2 separate regions of the Homo sapiens genome follow, and region 2 is linked to region 1. Evidence: read pairs that join two places in POLR2A ChIA-PET (ENCODE). Cell type or tissue: PC-9. All regions are shown on one strand. Each heading gives the region's core, and the rest is flanking DNA. Links, peaks and the distances in the headings are about the cores only. Region 1 has its middle 8.1 kb from the start of RAD23B. Region 2 has its middle 160 kb from the start of ACTL7B.

Region 1 (2,916 bases), core at 130-2,629:
TTTCCCCAGGTGATTCTGGTAACTGCTCCTCACTTTGCCCCCTCAAGCCTAGAGGGACCTTATTTCTCACTCCAGGGAAATGTACTCTCCCTGCAGTTTCCCTGTGCTCTCTCCCACATCATTGCAAAGCGTCTGTTGCGTGAATGTTTTCAGTATATCCATTATTAGTTTCTTAGGGCTGCCATAACAAAGTACCACAGATTGGGTGGCTTAAAATAATCAAAATTTGGCCAGGTGCAGTGGCTCACACCTGTAATCCCAGCACATTGGGAGGCTGAAGCGGGCGGATCACCTGAGGTCGGGAGTTCGAGACCAGCCTGACTAACATGGAAAAACCCCATCTCTACCAAAAATACAAAATTAGCCGGGCGTGGTGGCACATGCCTGTAATCCCAGCTACTCGGGAGGCTGAGGCAGGTAAATCGCTTGAACCCAGGAGGTGGAGGTAGCAGTGAGCCAAGATCACACCATTGAACTCCAGCCTAGGCAACAAGAGTGAAACTTCGTATCAAAAAAAAAAAAAAATATTTTTCACATTTTCACATTTCTGGTGGCTTGAAATTCAAAATCAAGGTGTTGATAGGGCTGTATTCCCTCTGAGATTTGGGAGAATTCTTCCTCATCTCTTTCTAGCTTCTGGTGCTTTTCCAACGATCCTTGGCGTTCTGTGGCTTGCAGCTGCAGCACTTTGGTTTCTGCCTCCATCATAATCTGCCCTTGTGTGTCCACATCCCTATGTCTCTTCTTATGAGGACACCAGTCATATTGGATTAAGGGTCCCTGTCTACTCCTGTATGACTTTGTCTAACTAGTTGTATCTGCAATGACCCCATTTCCAAATAAGGTCACATTCTGAGGTGCTGGGGTTTCAGTTCTCACCATATCTTTGGGAGAATACAATTCACCACCAAAAATAGCAATGTGATGTCTGTTTTTCTGCTGAGGCCCAGATTGATGTACCAGTTAATGAAGAAAAGTCTCCTTAATCAAGTGATATTGGAGTAGTGCGAAGCAAGGAAGCCAGTCATGCCAATGCTAGGGAAAGAGAGAGAACTGAATAAAGGGAACAGCAATAATAGCCGTAAATGTTCATATTTATATAGCACTTATTACGTGCAGATGCCAGGCCATGGTATAGGAGCATCCTTGGTGTATCGGAGGAATAGCAAGGAGGGGAGGTGAAGGAGCCAAGGAAGCAAGGAGGAGAGAGACAAGGGGAGGTGGGACAGTGGGCTGAGAGCCATTGTAAAGGCTTCGGTTTTAGTTCTGAGTAACATAGAAAGTCATTGGAGGGTTTAAGACAGAGAAGTGACATGATCTGACTTATGTTTTGAAAGAATTGCTCTGATTACTGTATGGAGAATTCCCTAGAGGAAGGCAAGGATGGATGGAAAGAAGCCAGTTAGGAGGTTATTGCAATAATTCAGAAGAGAGTGGTGACTCATATCAGGGTGGAAGCTGTACAAGCGGTAAGAAGCGGTTGGGTTCTGGATTTATTGAAACTACAGCTGACAGGCTTTGCTGATGGAATTGATGTGGTATGTGAGAGAAAGAGGCTCATGGAATGCACGTTCATGTTAGGAAACTTCCTAGGCATTTTCTGATCCTCCTCACTCACATCTGTCTACCCTGACTCACAGTGTTCTGCAGACATCAATCTATCCAGCAAATATTCTCTGAGCACCTATTCTGTACCAGGCATTGTGTCAGAAATACGATAATAGGCAAAGTTTGATTCTGGATCCTATTAAGGAAAATAAGTGTTTCACTTAACCGCTTCTTGTAGGCAGAACACACACTGCATAAATTTATTTAATATAGTTGTAGTCTTGGCGTCCATTTTTAGGCTTGACATAAGTTGTTTGAAACCCAGTTGTACCCTATCACCTTGGGCTTAATTAAAACATCCCCCCCGGCCGGGTGCTGTGGCTCATGGCTGTAATCCCAGCACTTTGGGAGGCTGAGGTGGGAGGATTGCTTGAAGCCCCGAGTTTGAGACTATCTTGGACAACAGAGCAAGACGCCATCTCTACAAAAAATTTAAAAATTAGCCAAGTGTGGTGGTGTGTGCCTGTAGTGGCAGCTACTCAGGAGGCTGAGACAGGAGGGTTACTTGAGCCCAGGAGGGCTATGATCATGTCAGTGATCTATGATCATGTCACTGCACTCCAGCATGGGTGACAGAGTGAGATCCTGTCTCTAAAACAAACAAACAAAAACAAAACCTCAAAAATTTCCCCTTGTGGTTGTTTGAGATATAGCCTTTCTGCTCCCCATCTTGCTAACCCCAATCCCAGCAGGTTCCACAGATGCTGACCATGATAAAACCTAATGGTCAACACCACGGGCAAGTAAGTAGTTTCCCCTTTTGCATTTGTTTTCTTTAAACTAGCCAATCCCCAGCCCTCTTCACCAAAGCCTAAGGGATAGTGATCATGGACCTTAATAAAGGCATAGCCTCCCAGGTCCTCTCTCTCCCTCCCTTCTTCTCCCCCTGTCTTCTTTCTCCCACTGCACTCCTTCTCCCTCCTTCTGTCTCCTTCTTTCTCGCTCTCCCATTTTCCCTCTCTGTCTCTTTCTCTCTCCACCCACTGGTTGAGCTCTCTGCCACCTCCAGACTTTCTCAGCACCCCTAATACCTCTGGGATCTATAAGTAATAAATTTATTCTGTTTCGTGCATTTTGGCTTCACTTCCTCGTTGTGTCTCCCCTGACCAACACACCAAAGCTAACTTCGCCCCAGTCAGGGCTCTTCTAGAGAGTGGCTATCTTGGCTTGTGGCCATTGTCAAGAGAGAGAGCTTCAGACCAAATTAGAAAGAAACCGTAACAATAGAAGTCACAGTACCTGCCTAGTCATTGAGCTATTGTTCCTTTTCCCATTGTTAATAAGTAGATTGGTGATTTATGACATACA
Region 2 (2,916 bases), core at 186-2,685, 1.4 Mb before region 1:
CTCATCTGTATTTGGGCTAGTTCTTGTTACAGTTAGAAGATGTTGAAGGTCCAGAGGACAGCTGTTCTCCAAGCTATGCTCCACCAGGATGGACAGCCTCCTCTGCCCACAGACAGGGCTCTGAATTTCAGGTCACTGAGGCATTTGCTGCTCTGCTAACAGAACAGTGCTCCAGGCCTGTGGAGAATTGCATCTGGCCTCTCCCCTAGGATGCTCATGAACTGCCTTATGGGTACAGTTTACAGGAAAAATATTATATTCAGCACCCCTGAGAGAAAATGAAGTCATTGCTTTTCTGAAAGTGATTTATTCTTTCATTAGTAACATATTTGCTTTCTTTTCCAGTGGTAAATTAGGTCCTTACGGCCAATGCTTTTGTTCCTAACCTGGCTGAAAGGCTGGGCTGTGCATCACTAACAGGCCGTCAGTTTTCCTGATGTTCTTGTTTAGGCAACTGACAAATCCCTCAAACTCATCGCTAGCTAAAATAGGTTTGAACTTTATTCTCAAGCTCTCTCATTGTCATATGATACGAAGCAAGCCTCTAGAAGGAGTTGCTTTTTAACTAGCAATTTGGCTTTTGAAGGACATATATGCAAAAGAAATTAGGTGAGAAAATAAAATCTAACACCTTCTCTACCGAAGTTACTACCCAAGGTCCAGATACAAATCTTGTAAAATGAAATCTGAGGTCATTAACGTGCTTTGCACATCTGGAATCTTGCCTGTGGCAGATATTCTAAAACTTGAGATGCTGTATTAATGCAAGGAAAAGAGTATTTACTGAATGCCTACTATGTGTTAGGCTTTCTTTCACTTTACCTGTTTACAGCAAACCTATGAGCCAAGGTTATTATTATCATCAGTTTACATAGTAAATAACCAGGACAAAGTTAAGATTCAAATTCCAGCTTTTGGAACCAGCATCTCATCATCTTCTGAGTACATTTTGCTGCCACTTCAAGTCAAGAATATAAAAAAAATTTACCAAGGACACCAAATAGTTTCACCTGCGGTACTTGAAGGATTCTAGTTCCTCAACATTCATGAGAAAAACTATCTTATGTGAAGGGACTGGTGGAGGGCCTTGAGCTTAGGTTTGGAACTGGGTTTTGGGGTAATATTTTGCATCCAGTGGGTACCTTTAAAATGAATGCTGACTGACTGGCTATTTATTTATTTATTATTGAGATGGGGGTCTCTGTTGCCCAGGCTGAAGTTGCAGTGGCATGATCTCAGCTCACTGCAACCTCTGCCTCCCGGGCTCAGGTGATCCTCCCGAGGAGCTAGTACCACAGGTGTGTGTCACCACGCCTGGCTAATTTTTTTGTGTATTTTTTTATAGAGATGGGGGTCTCCCTATGTTGCCTAGGCTGGTCTTGAACTCCTGGACTCAAGTGATCAGCACCCCCCCTTGGCCTCCCAAAGTGTTGGGATTACAGGAGTGAGCCACTGCGCCTGGTGCCCCCATATTTTTTGTACAATTTTTTTCTGTCAACCTAAAACTGCTCTCAAAAAGTAAAGGCTATTCATAATTTTTTAAATGGCAAAAAAAAAAAAAAAAATTCACATGAGAGGAAGTGTTCTAGAGAAACTGTGAACCTCCATCCCAAGCAAAGCTTCTGCCCTGCCCGTCGTCACGTTCAGGGTCCACTTCTGCGGCTGCGTCCACACAAAGATGATCTGTTTCTGCATTCCTGCCCACCTGCTTCCTTGTGGCTACACTGACATCACCAGCCCTTTGTCCTTAGGGCTTACCCCACCCTCACTCCCCACAGGCGGCAACATCTTTATTTCTCTACCACTTCTTCCTGATGATTCACCTTCAACTGGCTTCCCGGATCTCACCTGCTTCAACCTGGTAGCCTTCTCTGGGCTGTGCCCTAAATATCTTACTCTGCAATTGCACTAGCAGAATTCACAGTGCATCTTCTTTTCAAGTGTTCACTCCTTTGGCCTAACACACTCCCAGCAGTGAGAACAAATTTTCCTATGCTCAACTTAGCTTGTGTCACTCTTCTCCTCAGAATGAAATGGTCACTCCTGGTTGTCTCTTTAAAACAAGATGCATGTGCGAGCATACAATTTTTGTGGTTATTACAAAAGCAATTCATGCTTGGTGTTCCAGAATGTCAGAACGCAGGAAAACAAATGGAAAAATAAACAGATCACTTACTATTCAATGACTTTAAGATAATCACTATAAACGTTTCAGTTTTTTCCTGTGTGTCTGTATTTTGTCAAAATACTATCAAACAGTGCATACTGTTATTTAATACCTCACCTTTTTTTTTTTTTTTGAGATGGAGTCTTGCTCTGTTGCCCAGGCTGGAGTGCAGTGACGTGATCTTGGCTCACTGCAACCTCCACTTCCTGGGTTCAAGCAATTCTCCTGCCTCAGCCTCCTAAGTAGCTGGGATTACAGGCGTGCACCACCACGCCCGGCTAATTTTTGTATTTTTAGTAGAGACGGGGTTTCACTATGTTGGCCAGGCTGTTCGTGAACTCCTGATCTCAAGTGATCCACCCGCCTTGGCCTCCCAAAGTGCTGGGATTACAGGCGTGAGCCACCATGCCTGGCCATACCTCACTTTTAAAAGCCTTAGTCATATATTCTGAACACTTTCTCACATCAGTAAATAGGCTAATTCAATGACTCAGTGGCTTCATTGCAGTCCATTGAATAGATTTTACCATAATTGACTTATTTAATTCTCTGTTTTAAAGCATTAATAGATTTTATTATAAATAACACTATAATATGCTCCTACATATATCTTGTACTTACTTACATATATCTCGTATTTCATGAAATTTTGAGGGGTAATCTGTAGAGATGGAACTGCTTGGTGTAAGACTACCCATATCTCAAGACTTGTGAGATACACTGCTGATTGCCTTTCAAAAAGTGCGTAC

What was found. Peaks named below come from ENCODE experiments on the same cell type or tissue, not always from the same donor. Only the 100,000 strongest peaks of a DNase experiment are listed, where the experiment ranks them.
Region 2: POLR2A ChIA-PET joins it to region 1 with 17 read pairs; 1 of 35 experiments calls an interaction of 5 or more read pairs at or near these places.

Annotation. Positions count from the first base shown.
Region 1 is chr9:107,273,673-107,276,588 of GRCh38, reverse strand. No RefSeq gene overlaps it. Among named protein-coding and RNA genes, the nearest start is that of RAD23B, 8.1 kb to the left of the region's middle. In PC-9, for the core only: CTCF peaks have their summits at 1,796 and 2,000; DNase peaks (open chromatin) are centred at 1,508 and 2,238; H3K27ac peaks cover 1,986 bases.
Region 2 is chr9:108,690,633-108,693,548 of GRCh38, reverse strand. No RefSeq gene overlaps it. Among named protein-coding and RNA genes, the nearest start is that of ACTL7B, 160 kb to the left of the region's middle. In PC-9, for the core only: no CTCF peak of the experiment used is centred there; a DNase peak (open chromatin) is centred at 1,738; H3K27ac peaks cover 1,666 bases.